Linked DNA regions of Homo sapiens: region 2 is linked to region 1. A link is a loop called in an ENCODE intact Hi-C map of the cell type or tissue named here. Cell type or tissue: PC-9. All regions are shown on one strand. Each heading gives the region's core, and the rest is flanking DNA. Links, peaks and the distances in the headings are about the cores only.

Region 1 (9,092 bases), core at 829-8,828:
TGTGATGATCTAAAGTCTAGTGTTCTTACAGCACCTACAGTGGAAATATTTTCCTTTTGGCCAGGGTGAAGGAGTGGAAAGGGGTGAACATATCCAGATGACAACTATGACGGACAGCTGAAGCCATGCACACTAAGAAAACCAGGCTGCCCTCTTAATCCCTCACGGGGTGGTGGCTTGTATTTCAAAGGGTTTATCTGTCCATTTATTGTCCAGGGTGGGACACAAGTTAATTCAGAACAATGGGCAGAGAGCTACTCTGAGAGCCCTCCAGAGAGGGCTCTCCAATTGTTTAACTTTTTTAGAAAAGATAAAATTAGAGAATTACAATCTCTCTTTTTTCTCTTACAGACAATAAAGTTTAAAGAAAATGAGTTATATTCATGTAGTTTTCAAAGCTTTCCAAGAGTCCATTATTACTATTCTGATATTCACTCTAAGACACGTTTCAAATACGAATTGCATTATCATTTTTTAAAAACCTCAACACAACTGAAATCCAAGGTACACTGTAATTGTTTATGTATTCAGCATGTACTAGTCTATCATTATGGAAGCTATTAAGCTTTATTTTTTAAAAACTGAATTGTATTTACAATGTAGAACAAGTCTATAAAATTGATGTGCAGTTAATTGTAAAAGGATAACACTATTTGTTTAGAAACAAGCTGCTTCCTCTGTTTATATTTCCTTATTCTTGATATAAATTGGAGACAGATACTATTTAAAAATAATGCTTTTTAAATAGTAAAATATACAAGAGATTCCTGAGCATAACAAAAATATCTTGAAAATATGTGGCCATTTGAAGTATAAAATAGCAAGTGTAAGAATAGCATGATTGTAAAACTACTGTTTGAAGGCTTATAAACAGTACAAAATAGTTTGCCTTTTCTGACTGCATAATTATACATTAGTGCAAACAAAAATGTCTCAAAATTTAATGGCTACAAATCTCAAAGATTTGCAGAGGTGCGCAAAACATGGAATTTCTTTAGCGTCATGCGAACTGAACCCAGTTCTCGATTAATCCTTTCCAAACGATCTTCCAAGGCTTCCTAGGTGAAAACAATGGGAAAAGTTTAATTAGAATTCTATACCAAGTTCTATAATCACCACCAAACTGACCTTTCTTTTAGCAAAAGAGCAAGTATAAACACTAAAATTACAATTATTTTGCTTTCTACACGAAACATCTTATGATTTCTTTTAAACTGGACAATATGAATTAGCTTTTCAACTATTCCAAATAACTGCTGTACTTTAAAATATTCTCAATATGTTTGACACATTGAGTATATGGAAATTCTAGTAATAGCAATACAACCAACTGGAAGAGGATAATTCTTTGGCTCTGCTGAAGTGAGAACAGTACAAGAGGAGCCTAGGAGGTGCTTCACACATTTCACCAGAAGAAATGGACACATTTGATCAGTGCTGCATCCCACACATACATAGATCAAATAACTTTCTTCTCACCAAAATTTCTAAGTTAAAAAGGAAAAAAAAAAAACACTGAAGGATACTTTTCTTAAAAAAAAAAATAGATTTCACAATGAATTAACAATTGCTATTTTAAAATAAACAATATTACTGTTAAATAATACCTGGACTATATATCATTATACATACTTCTGTGTTTTTGTTGAGACAGGGTCTTGCTCTGTCACCCAAAGCTGAACTGCAATGGCATGATCATAGCTTACTGCAGCCTCAAACTCCTGGACTCAAGCAATCCTTCCACCTTAGCCTCTCGAGTATCTGAAACTACAGGCAGGCACCACCACACCTGGCTGATTTTAAACATTTTTTTTTTTGCAGAGACAAGATCTCACTATGTCACCCAGGCTGGTCTCGAACTCCTGGCCTCAAGTGATCCACCCACCTCGGCCTCCCAAAGTGCTGGGATTATAGGCATAAGCCACTATACCCAGCCTCATTTTAGTTAATTTATTCAGTATTAATTCCAATGGTGTCCTGAAATAAAACTTAAAATTTTTTTCTTTAATTATAAAAGGATTATAGAACACTTAGAATATAGAAAATTTAGAAGACAAATAAGCAAAAAAGAAAAAAAAACTGTTCCTCTTTCCTGTTTTTTCTGCATACATATATATGCATACCACTTTTATTTTATTTTTTTTTTTTTGGTTGGGGGAGACGGAGTCTCGCTCTGTTGCCCAGACTGGAGTGCAGTGGCACAATCTCAGCTCACTGCAACCTCTGCCTCCCAGGTTCAAGCGATTCTCCTCCCTCAGCCTCAAAAGTAGCTGGGATTACAGGTGCCCACCACCATGCCCGGCTCATTTTCATATTTTTAGTAGAGACAGGGTTTCGCCATATTGGCCAAGCTGGTCTTGAACTCCTGACTGCAGGTGATCTGATCTGCCCACCTCAGCCTCCCAAAGTGCTGGGATTACAGGCGTGAACCACTGCACCCAGCCGTGTATCATTTTTAAAAGAAAAATAAGGCCAAGCATGATGGCTTACACCTGTAATCCCAGCACTTTGGGAGACCAAGGTGGGAGAATCACTTGTGGCCAGGAGTTCGAGACCACCCTGGGCAACACTGCAAGGCCCTGCCTCTACAAAAAAATTTTAAAAATTAGCCAGGTGTGGTGGTGCATGCCTGTAGTCCTAGCTTACTCAAGGGGCTGAGGCCTCAGAGGTCAAGACTACAGTGAGCTATGATTGTGCCAATGCACTCCAGCCTGAGTGACAGAATGAGACCCTGTCTCAAAAAAATTAAAAGAGAAACCTAAGAAGAGAATCAAACTCTATCTCAATTTTTTTTTTTTTGAGACACAGTCTCACTCTGTTGCCCTGACTGGAGTGCAGTGGTGCAATCTCAGCTCACTGCAACCTCCAACTCTTGGGTTCAAGTGAACCTCCTGCCTCAGCCTCCAAGTAGCTGAGATTGCAGGCACACCACCACAACCGGCTAATTTTTTTGTATTTTTAGTAGAGACAGGGTTTCACCACATCGGCCAGGCCGGCCTCAAACTCCTGACCTCAAGTGATCTGCCCACCTTGGCCTCCCAAAGTGCTGAGATTACAGGCATGAGCCACTGTTCTCGGCCTCAAAATATCTTTGAATTAGGCCGGGCCCATGTGCCTGTAATCCCAGCTACTCAGGAGGCTGAGGCAGGAGAATCAGTTGAACCAGGGAGTTGGAGGCTGCAGTGAGCCGAGATTGCGTCACTGCGCTCCAGCCTGGTGACACAGCGAGACTCCGTCTCCAAACTAGATAAATAAAAGATTAGCCAAGACAACCCCACACCTTTTAAAAAATGATCACATTGGCAGGTATTTTTTTTTATTATTCTTTTTCAGAGACGGAGTCTTGCTCTGTCACCCAGGCCGAGTGCAGTGGCACGATCTCAGCTCAATGCAACCTCCACCACCCAGGTTCAAGCGATTCTCATGCCTCAGCCTCCCGAGTAGCTAGGACTGCAGGCGTGCACTACCACGCCTGGCTAATTTTTTGTATTTTTAGTAGAGATGGGGTTTTGCCATGTTGGCCAGGCTGGTCTTGAACTCCTGACCTCGTGATCCGCCCACCTCGGCCTCCCAAAGTGCTGGGATTACAGGCATAAGCCATTGCGCCTGGCCATGGCAGGTTTTTTTTTGTTTTTTTTGTTGTTGTTGTTTTCCCAAACATACAGGTTTCAGGATGGGGAAGAGCTTATCTTCATACACGGCAGGTAGGAGTAGAAATTGTCTCAAACATCCTGGGTTACAACTTGACATATATCCAAATCCTTAGAAATTTGCATTTCTTTGGACCTAGCATTTTTATTTCTGGGAATGACTCCTAAGGCAATACTTACACGTGCAAAGAGATATGTTTAAGAACTTTATTGCAGCCTTATTTATGATATCCAAAATTAGAAGCAACCCAAATTTCTACTAAAACATTCTTGGTTAAATACGTTACTGCTGATGGAATATTGTACGTTAATTTAAAAGGATGTTATAGAAAGATATTTCATAACATGAAAAGTTCAATTGAAAGTTTATTTTTTTTTTTTTTTAAGACTGAGTCTTGCTCTATTACCCAGGCTGGAGTGCAGTGGCACCATCTTGGCTCACTGCAACCTCCACCTTCCAGGTTCGAGCAATTCTCCTGCCTCAGCCTCCCGAGTAGCTGGAATTACAGGCGCCCACCCCCACACCATGCCCGGCTAATTTTTGTACTTTAGTAGAGACGGGGTTTCACCATGTGGGCCAGGCTGGTCTCGAACTCCTGACCTCAGGTGACCCGCCTGCATCAGCCTCCCAAAGTGCTGGGATTACCGGCATGAGCCACCACGCCCAGCCTATAAATTATTGACTAATATTTATCAGAACAAAAAGACAAAGTCAGAAAAAAAGAAGTTGGGGGCTGGGCACAGTGGCTGGAACTCCTGACCTCAGGTGATACACCAGCCTCAGCCTCCCAAAGTGCTGGGATTATAGGCGTGAGCCCCTGCGCCCGGCCTACGGCTCACTTTTTGAACCTCTACAGCTATTCAGTTTCCAAAGTGTAACCATTTTATCTGCTTGCTAATGGAAAGGAGTTCAGAAATAAATTACAGATTTGAGGAGGGAGAAATCAAACAAAAAGAGAGGCAATCTGTGAGCACTAACTTAGTGTAAAATCTGTTGAAAAGCATATTGCCATTTGCTCTCAAGTTAGTTTCTTGAAAATACAAGGGCATGAACACCTTCTTCTCTAAGTCTAAAGGTAAAATCAATTTTTATTCCTGAAAGCTAGCTTGCAGTTATAAAATTGCTATAATCAAACACTTCCCGTAAAAGCTAAAAGTTTTGACTGCTGCTTCAGTGTGTCTAATTTTCACTGTGCCATGATTTTTTAAACCCCTCTTAGATAACTGGAACACTGACTGGCATCAAGCCTCTAAAGCAGATTCAAGCTAAGACATTTCACCTGATTTAATCTTGTCTGTAAAGTGATTCGTCCTCCAGGAGAAGGCATCCTGCTTAGTGCTGCCTCAATCTGTTAACACACGAAAAAAATATGTTTAAATTACTGGCAGGGAGGTTTATCACACAGAATGGAAAGAAAAGGTTTTGGCTTAGTATTTCCTTGTCCATTTCATCTCAACTTAATTTCCCTCTGTCAATTAGTAACGACCACATGGCTCAAATCCGTTGCTAGCACAGCTCTGGTATGTTATCCCATTGTAATTTCCTGAGACAGGTTTGACTCAATAATTCCCTTCTCCTTAGACATAAGCATTAAGTTCAGAAAACAATTTTTAAAAATATTTGTTTGTTTTTACCTGGTCCTTTTCTTTTGTAAGTTCATCAAAAAATCGTTCTGTTTCAGCTAGGGTCCGAATTTTTGCTGTATATTCAAAATCATTCCCCTGTGGAGTGACTGAAACCGGCTTACACTGTTCGTAGCTAACTGATTTATTCTTCTCCCAGGCTGTTCTCACAGATACTTTCTTCACTCCATTTGGCACCGGTTCAGGGCAAGAGCTATGATTAACATGGTTATCGGTGGCTTTCTCAGAATAAGTTTTTTCTGTCAGAGAGGAGAGAAATTGCTTATATTTCTTATCAATTTTTCGTGTAGGTTGCATATATATTAAATATGTTGCCCAATTTCACTTTCTGGATATAGCTGCTATGTGGCCCAAAAAAGTAATGAAAAGAGATACAATAATCAATCTTATTTACTCAGTGCTTTTTTCTCCAAAGAATTCTGAAAGCTTTGCCCTCTGTTTGACAATCTTTGCAACTTCCCTTAATGAACTTAAGCAAACTTCATGTAAACATAAATGAACTTTAAGTAAACTTAAAGCAAAAAAAAAAAAAAAAGCTTAAAAACTAAATAATACATCACATTTAGTGGACATACACCAACACTAAACAGTTAATGTTTTGAGGGCCTACCCAAGTGATTTCACATACATTGTCTTATAGCTTTATTCCAAATTTAGAATATAAATGAGAAAAAAAAAGTTACCCAAAGCCTAAGCTGCATATAGAGAATAAAAGTAAAGAGAATAACTGAGCAGTGTGGCCCTGGTAATTAAACATCAACATTCCCTGTACCTCAGTTTCCCAACTTTTCAATGAGGATAACAACATTGACATAACAACACGTAGCATCATGAGTGCTTAGTTTCAGACGCCCTTGAGTGGGAAAATATTTAAGTGCAAGATATTATAATATTTAGAACACTGAGAGATACCAGAATCTCAAAAAATGAATGATTAAAACCATAACTAATATTTTTTAGGAAAAGATACCTTCCGAGTCATCTAGAGGAAGAAACTGGAGTTGCTTTCTTGGATTGGTACGTTGTAATGTAGACACAGGAACAGTATCTAAATCATCCAAAAGTATATCAAATCTATTGAATGAAGCAAGTTACTTGTGAGAAAAAAAATGTTAACTGATTTTCCCTATCTCCACTACAAAGATGAGCTGGCATCCAGCTAACTCACATATTTATGTATTTTCTTAAAAGAAAGCTGGTTATGTAATTGTCTAAAACTGAAATTTATTTCTATTTTCTAACAAAATTGTATTTACAAACTAAAGACTTAAAACACTTACCCATACATTATCTCATTTGATATTTATAAAAACCTTATGAAATAAGCAGGGTAGTTATTATTATCCCCGTTTTATAGAAGAGGAAACTGAGGTTCAATGTGCTTAACTCATCTCCGCAAGAGCCTGACAGAGTTGGGTCTGGAACCAAGAAGCAACATCCCTCCCCGCTAATAGCACACACAGCTGCCCACACTTCGGAGGGGACAGATTCTCAGCAGCACAGGTAAACATGCATTTGGTGCCAGGGCCATACCAGTAAAGCCCACTTTCCTGTACAAATGGCCCAAAAGTTTTCCCGTATCATAAACCTTTTCAGGAAAACAAAGAACTATCATTCTACATACAAAAGCTGACAGGGGTGCTGAGGTGATAATTTAAAATCTAGTAGTAGCAAGTTTACATAGTTAAAAACTGTGTTCATTGTACTGCAGTACTTTAGTTGTAGTATGACATTCACTTATGATTTAAATGAAATTCACAGAGTTCCCACTGGTAACTGAAAAATTAGTGATAGCTAGAGACATAAGTCAACATTTAGAAAAAAATCACTAATATAGTAAACTTTATTCTACAATTTTAGAGAACTTACCGAATTGGACTGCTCTCATTTTTGCTAAGCAGATGACTAAATCCTGGGGACAAGTTTTCTTTAGGGGATCGCTTTGGACTATAAGCCACAGTCACTGGTGTTAGCATAATCTCTCTTTTTGCTATAGAAGAAAATGAAGAGGAAATATTCTTTTCCTTCTATATGTATCAGCATAACAGTTTCTTATTCAGTATTTTTTTTCTAATTTTGAAAGGAATATAATTTCAACGTAAAACTTTGAGAGAGAAATAAGAGTGTACAAAAAAATAAAATCACTCATAATCCTAACACCTAGAGGTAACCACTGTAACACTGTAGTATATCAGACAGTACTTTCAGCACTCTGACTCAAAACTGGTTTTTCAGGATTTTAGAAGTCGACTGGAAATAAGATGGAAACAGCAGTACACTACTGAACATTCCTATAACACAATAATAAGAATCTCCTCAGCTGGTGTGAAAACGGAAATTCAGGACAGGAATTCAATGCTTCAACTTTAAAACCAACCTGTTATTGGCTAAAGAAAAATGGTGACTAATGCTAAGTACTTGAGATCAAATACATAAGAAGTATATTTGAGACTAGCTTGGATTAATTTGATTGAATTAATGTTTGGATAGCTGGCATTTTTAAGTATTAGTTGCAAACAATTTAGTGGACACAATAAATTATTAGTATTAGTTGTAAACAATTTACTGGACACAATAAAAAATCTCACTTTAATAAACAGATTTCTTCATTTACATTTGTAGTATCTATGTGATCAGACAATTTTATTTATGAACAAGATCTTATTTAGGGGTCCTCTGCTCAGAGTACTCTACTAGGTGCTGAGGATACAAGAGAAACCAGAAACAGGCAAGCAGCGGGCACAAATAGATTTGACTCAGAGATCACGCTTTTGAACCCAAGAGATGTACACATCTAACTCTTACTTGGAGTACTTGATTTACGATTTGAAGGTGGTAAAGATGATGATCTCTGTGAGGCCGAATTAAGTCTCTTTTGTCTCTGTTGGGCACACTTTTCTGGAGAACGACTTGCATTAACTGAAGTTTCAGTTTGCCGAGGATTTACTACAGCAGACCAAAAAAAAGCAAAACAAAAAACAAATCAAAACAAGCCTACGCTTCAGTTATCCACCTTTATTAACAGGTGGTTACACATGGTTACACACCAAGCCCCACAGCTTAGGTTCTGCTCAAAGCATTTATTCTCACCAGCTAGGTTATAGTGACTATTTGCAAATGCACCACATTATAATGATAAAAAATGCTTGATGAAGAAAAATATGGGAGTTTATAATGAATTCATTCTGGCTCCCTGTTTACAATCGGCATTCAAGGTGATTTTCAAGAGGGTTATTTTTAGAAAGCAGGTTACTAATTTATTTACTAAGAGACACTGCTTGGGAGATGTAACCGCAAAGACGCTGGCAGGATGACTAAGGGGTCTGAGAAAGCAAGCATAGTGGAAAAGGAGAGAAATGTATTGGTGACCTGGACCTGTGAAAAAACACAGTATTAAAGACACTACTTGCCTTATCTACAGATGCTCAGTAACCAAGAAAGAAGAGGAAATGTTATATCTCACTTCATGAATACCAAATGCCTATCACAGCCTTCTGATGTGTGCAAGTAAGATGGACTGACAGGAATTTTTCAAATATCCTTAGGAATGCCATGTAAGGCCAGGAGCAGTGGTTCACGCCTGTAATCACAACACTTTGTGTTTACACTTTGTGTTGTGTTGTGGAGGACAAGGCGGGTGGACCACTTGAAGCCAGGAGTTCGAGACCAACCTGGCCAACATGGTGAAACTCCGTCTCTGTTAAAAATATTAAAATTAGCCGGGGGTGCTGGAGGGCACCTGTAATTCTAGGTACTTGAGAGGCTGAGGCAGGATGATAGCTTGAACCCTGGAGATGG
Region 2 (9,092 bases), core at 376-8,375, 58 kb before region 1:
GGCTGCAGTCAGCTAATATGCAAATGGAGAAGAGGAAGCGCCTCCTAATTAGAAGCAAACAAACAGATGCCACAGAGACAGCCACAAGGTTGGCGAGTGAGTCCCCCGAATCCCACGGGCTCCCAAGTGTCCACTCCTGAGAGCTGAGCTCAGGGGCCGGCTTCCTTCCCAGCCCAATCTCCATCCTGCCAGCCTTTGTCTCTGTACTTCAAGAACCTGAAACTTCTCAGCACTCCCCAAAGATACCATGCACTTTGAGTACTGAAGGCTCATTCTGGTCCGTCTGCCTTTCCCCCTTTACTCCTGATAAACTCCTCCATATCCTTCAAAGCCCATTTGAAATGCTCCCTCTTGTATGAAATCTTCTCCATCAGATGTCAGCTGCTGCCTTCTCTCTGCTCTAGCTGCACTCTGTGCCTCCCTTCTGTGCATGTGCTATGCATTCTAACATGTGTCTATACCCCCATCCCAGGGGCTGAGTTCCCCTTCCTCACTGGATCTCTGATTCAGTGGGCACAGCAAGCACCTGCCAGATAAGGGAGGCAACTGATTCCCTCCTTCACGCTCACCCAGAACTGTCGATTTTGCTGAAAAAAAAAATATATATCTTTTTTTTTAAAGAATGAAACCTCATACCAGGACTCCCTTTGGAGATGAGGGCAAAGGCAAGTCTGGCTCTCTGAATCTGCCTCCCTATGTTCCTCGGAGAACACCCAGCACAGCAAGATTGGGAAGCTACTGTTCTGCCAGGGCTTGACTGGCGGGACAAGTGGGATACTCCTCTACAGAGAGGGAGGAGGCCCACCTTTGTGCCTGTGGGCTGACGAAGCCCTGGGGGCTCTGGGCCCTACCTGCAGCACTGGCAGACTTCCCACAAGCTCCTGGTCTGAACATCATCTCCTTCCACATGGCCGATCATAGAGCAGGAGCCCAGTGCAGAGGAAAACTAGGCATGTAGCTAAGGGCTGGGTTAACCTTCTCTGTGCTACTGTTTTTTTAATGACCCAAACAGCTCCTGGCTCCTGGATGCCTGGCTCCAGGTCCCACTGTGTGCCTGGGTTCAGATGCCTATCCATGCTGGCACTGTTCCAAGTCCCACCTACAGCCTCTCAGATCCCACAGCTGGCGCACTATCCTTAGGAAGCCCCTCCAGCTGAGGAGAGAGATGCACAGATGTGCCAGGCACTGACAGCCTGGGAGGCCTATTCCCAGGGGCAATCAGAAGACTAGAAAGCACTGAAAGAGGCAGTGCCCTGTAAGGACAGCTCTACATCCACAGAAAACACCACTAACAGAGCACCCAGGTGTGCAGGCATCCATGCCCGGGGGAAGTAAGAATTGCAGGTGACACGCGCACAGCCTACTCCGCAGACACCTACTCCTTTCTTCCACATGACCATATGCAGTAAGGACTAATAAGGTCTGCATTTCACAGAAGAAGAAACTGAGGTGCAGTGAGTTGAGGGGACTTGCCCAAGGTGTCCCAGGCAGTTAGGTTCTGGAACCTGCATTAACCACACTATACAATTCTCCATGCAGATAAAACAATGTGCAACGTAAAATGCTGCAGCCTCTCTGGAAAACAGTCTGGCAATTCCTCAAATATGCTGAACACAGAGTTACCATATGACCCAGCAATTCCACTTGTAGGCATGTGCACAAGAGAAATGAAACATGTTCAATAAAAACTTGTACACAAGCTGGGCATGGTGGCTCATGCCTGTAATCCCAGCACTTTGGGAGGCCAAGGCGGGTGGATCACCTGAGGTCAGGAGATCGAGACCAGCCTGACCAACATGGTGAAACCCCGTCTCTACTAAAAATACAAAAATTAATTGGACGTGGTAGTGGACGTCTATAATCCCAGCTACTCAGGAGGCTAAGGCAGCAGAATCACTTGAGCCTGGTAGGCGGAAGTTGTAGTGAGCTGAGATTGCACCACTGCACTCCAGGCTGGGCAACAGAGCAAGACTCCGTCTCCAAAAAAAAAAAAAAATCATGCAGCACTGACATATGGTACAGCACGGATGAACCATGAAAACATGATGCTGAGTGAAAGAAGCCAGACACAGACGCAAAAGACCATATCATCTTATGACTCCATTCATATGAAATGTCCGGAAAAGGCATTAGCCATTCTTCTTCTCTATGAGAAAAGACTGAGACCCAGTCAGACTCACCTGAGGCAGGAACAGTATCTAACGCCACCCCTTCCACTGTGTTTCTATAACTCCATATAACGTCTATAACTCCCTGGTTCCAGAAGCCTTTCCTGACTTCACATACGAAGGAACTGATCATTCCACGTGCCCCATTCCCCACACATACCCCACACTGACATTGATCAGAGAGCTCTGCCAGCCAGGTGCATGGCCACCTTTCCCAGGCAGCTGCAAGTGCCAGGAGCCACTCCTATTTGTTTTAGGGAAGGAACATTCTTTATTGAGCACCTAATAAGTGCCTGACACAGTGCACAGGCACTCTGTACTGGTTTTCTTATTTGTTTTCTTTCCTTTGGTCAAAGTTTTTTCAAACCTAGGCCATTTTGGGGAGATGCTTTAATGCTTCAAAAACACACACTTATGACCTCAAATATCCCCTTGCAGTGGGACATAGCATGGGCTGACCCTGGGCCAACCTGTGATGCAGGACAAGGTCCCTCCTGCCGAGATGCCACCTCCCCACTCCTCTCTCACTGTCATCAACTTGCCCTGCTTCTTGTTTCTATTAATAAACATATCCACAGCGAAGTATCAAAGAGTGAATGCAACATGTTTCCCAAGAGTATTTATCATTTGAATGAAAACTAGAAAGACGGCAATGCTTGACTAAAAGGAATAAGGGACCAATAGTAAAATTTCAGGCACTGGAGGGATAATGAAGAAATGGTTCTCCTTCCCAAGCCCCTCAAAGCACAAACCTTATTTATTTTTACGTCCAGCACATAGTGCAGCTCAGGCACACAGACGGTACTTAGTAAATGTTCGTCATGTGTTAAGTGGCCTACTTAAGGCCACTCCTCCCATCTGGGAACCAGCCCCCTAGAAAGCTGTAGTGCAAGCTCCATGGGGACAAACCATCAAGTTCCCTTTTCTTGGGGGTGGTGGAGTGAGTTCTAAAACCCACCACCAGTCCGGCATGGTGGCTCATGCCTGTAATTCCAGCACTTTGAGAGGCCAAGATGGGAGGATCACTTGAGGAAAGGAGTTTGAGACCAGCCCAGGCAACATAGCGAGATCCCATCTCTACATAAAATTAAAAAATTAGCTGGGTGTGGTGTGCGTCTGTGACATGCAAGTTCGAGACTGCAGTGAGCTAAGATTGTACCACCGTACTCCAGCCTGGGTGACAGAGTGATCTTGTCTCTAAAAAACAAATTCTTAAAAATAATAGTGCCCACCACTAATTTGTAGGCACAACCTAGACACAGCACTCAACCTCAGTTGTCACAGAACTCTGCCTACACCTGAGAATTGCCACAGAAATGCAAGGAAGTCCCCAGCAAGGTGTGTTAGAGTGCTGCATCCCAGAGCAGGAGGGAGAAGGCTGGGGAGAGGAAGGAAAGTGCTGAACAACATGTGCTGTGGGGGAAGATGCTGCCCTGAGCTACTTAAGGGCAGAGAGCTTGCCTCCAGCTTCCTTACTGTCTCCGCATCCTCGTCCAGCCTCAGAAGAAAACACTAAGAAGTGGCCTTCTGCAAGGACATGCCCACCAGAGCAAAGGGCAGTTGAGAATGGTCTCCTGGGGCAGCCCATACACCAATCAATGGAAGTAATTTCCAAGTTGTCATTCCTCAACAATACATTTACTGTGATGGGGACGATGAAGTTAAAAAACTGAAAGAAAAAGCAAACTGGATTTCCCTCCCCTTTGGCCTATAGATTCAGCTCCTCCCAAGACAGCAAAAGCAACATCTTTTCCTCCCATCCCCCACAGGCAGCCCTCATACTGAGGAGTGTAAAGACGACAACTGATTCTTCCCATGCTGAGCTGGGAACTTCACAGGTCTCATTCTGAATCCCACTAGCCACAGGAAACCTTAAAGCTTGTCATTAGAGCAGCCTTGCACACTAAAAAAGAAAAATACCAGCTTTCTTCACAGAGAAGCACATGGAAGTCACTCGATGCAATGAGAGGACACCCCACAGTGATCAACCTAAGTGTATGGGTCCTGGAGGTTTAAGGGAAACCTGTTCTTGGTGACACAGTTACCTGTAGGGCTGTCAGATCTCAGCCCCCACCAACCTTCCTTGCCCGTTGTATTCCAAGGGACTGAATCATGAATTTGTTTATTTAGAGACAGGTCTCACTCAGTCGCCCAGGCTGGAGTGCAATGGTGTAATCATAGCTCACTGCAGCCTTGACCTCCTGGCCTAAAGCAATCCTCCCACCTCAGCCTCCTGAGTAGCTGGGACTACAGGTACATACCACCACACCAGGCTAACTGAATCATGGGTTTAAACAAACCACCTTGGTAGACACAAGGCCTCTGGTTTGTGTTCCCTGGGGCATCTGGTGGCAGGAGAAGTTGTTTTAGTGACTGTCCTTACAGTGATGATCCCTGATCTTGGCCATTTCCCTGCATATGCCTCTAACATGAACCTATGACCCTGATGATACAGGCTCCCTGGGTTTGCTCGTCTGTCTCCCTTGAACTGTTAGCTCCTTGACAGCAAGACTCTCTTATTTGTTCGGGCCTGACACTCCATGGAGGCTCAGCATGAGCCAAGTGAATAATGCACAGGAGCACTGACTTTGATCTGCCCAAGGCCTGACATCGTCAAGACTGCAGCCCAGCTAAGGTGAAAATGCTGGTCCAGAGAGAGCTGCTGAAGGCCCAGAGTGCCAAGAATCCTCAGCTCACAAAGTCTCAGGCTCCTGCTGGCCAGCGGAGGCTGGGCTTGGCCTCTGTGGGTGCTGTCAGGACCCTGTGGCTTGGCTCTGGGACCCTGGGGCCAGCCCTTCTTCCCTTGGCCCTCAACCTCACTGGGACCATTCATTGTTTCAGCTGTAAAAACACTGGACCTGCATTCCAGAAGCCCAAATTTTGGCTCTGCAACTAGCCAGCTTGCCATGGGACTTTGGACAAGTCACTTCTTTTCTTAGGCCTCAGTTTTCCAGTGGGTTAGGTGTAAAGGTTGGCCTAGATGACTTCTTGCATCTCTCCAAGTCCACAAGAACCTTCTTTTAAGCAAGAGGCACCCAATGCCTCAGAATTCCTCTAGGCTCTACCTTTATTTATTTTGTTATTTTATTTATTTATTTATTTATTTATTTATTTTGAGATGGAGTTTCACTCTTGTTGCGCAGGCTGGAGTGCAGTGGCGTGATCTTGGCTAACCGCAACCTCCGCCTCCGGGTTGAACCTCCGGGTTCAAGCAATTCTCCTGCCTCAGCCTCCCAAGTAGCTGGGACTACAGGCATGCACCACCACATCTGGGTAATCTTTGTATTTTTAGTAGAGACAGGGTATCTCCATGTTAATCAGGCTGAAGCCTGGTCTCGAACTCCCGACCTCAGGTGATCTGCCCGTGTTGGCCTCCCAAAGTGCTGGGATTACAGGCGTGGGCCACCATGCCTGGCCTGGCTCTACCTTTAGAACACATCTGGGGCCCAACAGGCTCGCAGCCCCCACACACCCGCTGCCTCTCCCTGTCAGGCCTCTGAGCCCGAGCCAAGCCATCGCATCCCCTGTGACTTGCACCTATACGCCCAGACGGCCTGAAGTAACTGAAGAATCACAAAAGAAGTGAATATGCCCTGCCCCGCCTTAACTGATGACATTCCACCACAAAAGAAGTATAAATGGCCGGTCCTTGCCTTAACTGATGACATTCCACCACAAAAGAAGTGAAAATGGCCGGTCCTTGCCTTAAGTGATGACATTACCTTGTGAAAGTCCTTTTCCTGGCTCATCCTGGCTCAAAAAGCTCCCCCACTGAGCACCTTGCGACCCCCACTCCTGCCCGCCAGAGAACAAACCCCCTTTGACTGTAATTTTCCTTTACCTACCCAAATCTTATAAAACAGCCCCACCCCTATCTCCCTTCGCTGACTCTCTTTTCTGATTCAGCCCGCCTGCACCCAGGTGATTAAAAGCTTTATTGCTCACACAAAGCCTGTTTGGTGGTCTCTTCACACGGACACACATGAAACTCCCTATTGCAATTGTTTCCCCACAATCACCCAGCTTCCTCCCTTCCTCCCATCCAGCCTGCTCTCATCACCATAGCCAGAAACCATCCTTTTAAAGCACAATTCGGATCCTGACCCTCTACTGCTCAAACATTTCCGAAGCTTCAGGTCACTCAGAGTCAGGGCCAAAGTCCTGATACAGCCTGCAAAGCCCTGATCTAACGGGGCCCTCAATATTCTCTGACCTCCTCCCCTGCTTCTCTTCCCCTCATTCACTCACTCCAGTTTCCTGAACATCCTGGACAAGCTCCTGCCTCAGGGCCTTTCTCCCTGAGCTACCATCCTGGCTCACTCCTCACCTCCTTCAGGTCTTCGCCTAAATGTCCCCAACTTGGGAGGCCTTCCTTTCCCCTGCTTCTGCAACTCTGATCACCATCTGATGTGCTTACAGGTTTTACTGACTATTTTCTATCGAGTGTCTACCCCCACTAGAATACAAGCCCCAGGAGGGCCAGAAGTTTTTAACATTTTATCACGTCTTTATGCCCAGCTCCTAGAATAGTAGGTACTCACTAAATACGTGTGGAATGAATCGCTGCTGATCCACTGAGGGGTCAATCGTGCTGCTGAAATGAAGAGTCAAGCTATTCAACCCCCTGGCTTGAATGGCGCCATCTCAGGAACCCCTCAGAGAATTCCAAGCTCTGTACACTGTCTCCAGGAACAAAAGCGATTGTCCCAGGCAGGGTTCACATCTCAGGAAGTGTGTGAAGAAACAAAGAAAGGAAGTGACACAGGGGACACAGATCCAGAAAGCTCCTGCTGACGACACCTGGTTACCGGGAGGCATGAGGGCTCAGCGCATACGGGAATGCCTCCAGGCACCTGGAGTGCTGAGCCGTCATGCCTCCAGCTGCCTCCCTGCAGGTGGGATGAGGTCATCAATGTGAGTGCACTGGATACCCACCATGGAGAAGTACTGGAAATGAACCGAAGACAGGGGCTCTGTACTAGAGCCAAGGGAAGGCAGAAACGAGAGGAAGAAGGAAAAGAAAGGTGGTGAGAAAGAGTTTCCCATGCTGAGAACCTGCAGGCAGAGATGTAGAGAAACCCCCAGCCCCAGACCACCACTGACCAAGACAGCAGGGCACCCGGCCTCACATGCCCTCAGGTAGGCCAGGCCAGCTTCCTTCCTGGCCCTGCCTGTCCTGAAGAGCACAAGTGAAACAGACCCATGCCCATCCCCCTGCAAGCATGGTATGCCTGCGCAAACCTCAACAAGTGACCAAAAGCATCGCCCAGAAACAATCGTCTTGCCACAGGCCCCCTGCTTCTTCTCTTCACCCCAGATAGCCTGCTCTCAACACGGCAGCCAGAAGACATCCTTCTGAAGCACAATTCGACACAAGCCAGAGGAATGCAGGCTTCTGCCACCTTGTTGAAAGTAAAATACATTCTGGGCCAGGTGTGGTGGTGTGCACCTGTAGTCCCAGCTACTCAGGAGGCTGAGGTGGGAGGACTGCTTAAGCCCAGGAATTCAAGGCTGCAGTGAGCCATGATCACACCACTGCACTCCAGCCTGGGTGGCAGAGCAAGACTCCATCTCTAAAATAAGTAAATAATTCCTTTAAAAAAAAAAACAGGAAGAAAAGAAAGTACATTCTCAGGAAGACATGCTGCATCAGAGCAAACAAGGCAAATGCAGGGGTCAGTCCCCAGAGCTCCGGGGAACAGGAAGAAGAGGAGACTGAGAAGAGCCAGCAATTTCTGGCTAAAGCCCTGCGTACTGAGCAGCGTCAGGTGTGTGTCAAAGAACCATATCAATAAACAAAATGTAGATGGGAGCAGTCAGGAGGGGCACAGGTGACAGAACTGGCCAGGGCATGACATGGGTCATCAGATTGTGCCCAGATCTCTACCAAGCTCTGTGGGGACAGCAAAGGAGCTGAGGAGGAGCTCTCTGTGGACTTCAGGGCAGCATCTTTGCTCCAGGGCATGAGGGCACTCAGCCCTCTACTTCCTCTCCATAACCTCCCCATGCTCTGGGCTCTCTGGGCAGCCTTCTAACATGCGAGACTTATCACAGACCTAAACCTCACAGGGACGGACAGGCCTGCATTCCCATGTGGGACTAGGGCTGCCTGAGAGGAGGGACTAGGAAGCAAGGCCCTCGCTGCAGGTAGGGCTCTGCTGCTGCTACGGATGGAGATAAGTCCCTTCTTCACCTGGGATGGGACTTCATCCAAGGGGCTGGAGGTGGGGATGGGGGTACAGCATGGGGAGGTGGGGACGTGCCCTGGAAAGTCTGTGTCATTGCTGCTGTGGTCTGAGGCCCTGCCCATGTCATGAGCTCTCTTTCTCCTCAGGAGACAGTGACCTTTTGAGGCCTGTCACAGAGACAATGGCAGGAAGTGCCCCTCCCTGCCTGAGCCACGGGGAGTCCGGAAGGAAGCCACTGCCTGGGCCCAGGACCCTCCCCGCTGAGCTCTTGCCCAAGGGACACTGAAGCTCATGGCAATGCCAGAAGCTCTGCTCACCAATGCCGAATGGCAAACATCTTCAACTGTGAGGGCTAAGGGCAAATATTCTCCTTGGCTGGGACCCTCCTCTTTAAGGCAGACCCCTACTGTGAAAGACAGCCAGGCAGTAGGAGACACAACCCCAGCTACCCCACCCACCACCTGCCACCCCCACCTTCTGGAAGGAAGGGCTCTGGATTCCTCCACAGCAAGGAGCTTTTCTAAAAATAAACCCTGGTCCTTGAGCCCTTTCCTTCCTCAGTCCCTTGTGGAGGAGAGAGGAGAAGGAAAGATCTCGTTCTTAGCGAACCCCAGGGAGTGTGGCCTCCCTCCACCCCATGACTCTCGCTACCAGGGCCCGGTGGTCACTATGCCACAAACTCCCAAGCAGGGTGCAGAGGCATGGAGGGGGCAACCCTAATCATCCTCACATGGGG

Evidence for each region. Hi-C counts contacts between places; a loop is a spot of excess contacts. Peaks named below come from ENCODE experiments on the same cell type or tissue, not always from the same donor. Only the 100,000 strongest peaks of a DNase experiment are listed, where the experiment ranks them.
Region 2: a loop joins it to region 1, with 7 times the contacts of the local background. A loop is called at or near these places in 12 of 110 quality-filtered maps.

Annotation. Positions count from the first base shown.
Region 1 is chr12:123,155,851-123,164,942 of GRCh38, forward strand. It overlaps MPHOSPH9 (M-phase phosphoprotein 9), which reads right to left. Exons shown (of 24, transcript NM_022782.4): 19 at 8,100-8,240; 20 at 7,164-7,284; 21 at 6,265-6,368; 22 at 5,286-5,533; 23 at 4,931-4,999; 24 at 1-1,058. The coding sequence ends at 957. Among named protein-coding and RNA genes, the nearest start is that of PITPNM2, 9.3 kb to the left of the region's middle. In PC-9, for the core only: no CTCF peak of the experiment used is centred there; a DNase peak (open chromatin) is centred at 7,631; H3K27ac peaks cover 1,839 bases.
Region 2 is chr12:123,098,646-123,107,737 of GRCh38, forward strand. The region is part of intron 2 of PITPNM2 (phosphatidylinositol transfer protein membrane associated 2); the gene reads right to left. Among named protein-coding and RNA genes, the nearest start is that of PITPNM2-AS1, 22 kb to the left of the region's middle. RefSeq lists enhancers at 5,571-6,311, 6,312-7,054, 8,490-8,699, 8,538-9,092. In PC-9, for the core only: no CTCF peak of the experiment used is centred there; DNase peaks (open chromatin) are centred at 4,256 and 6,986; H3K27ac peaks cover 2,740 bases.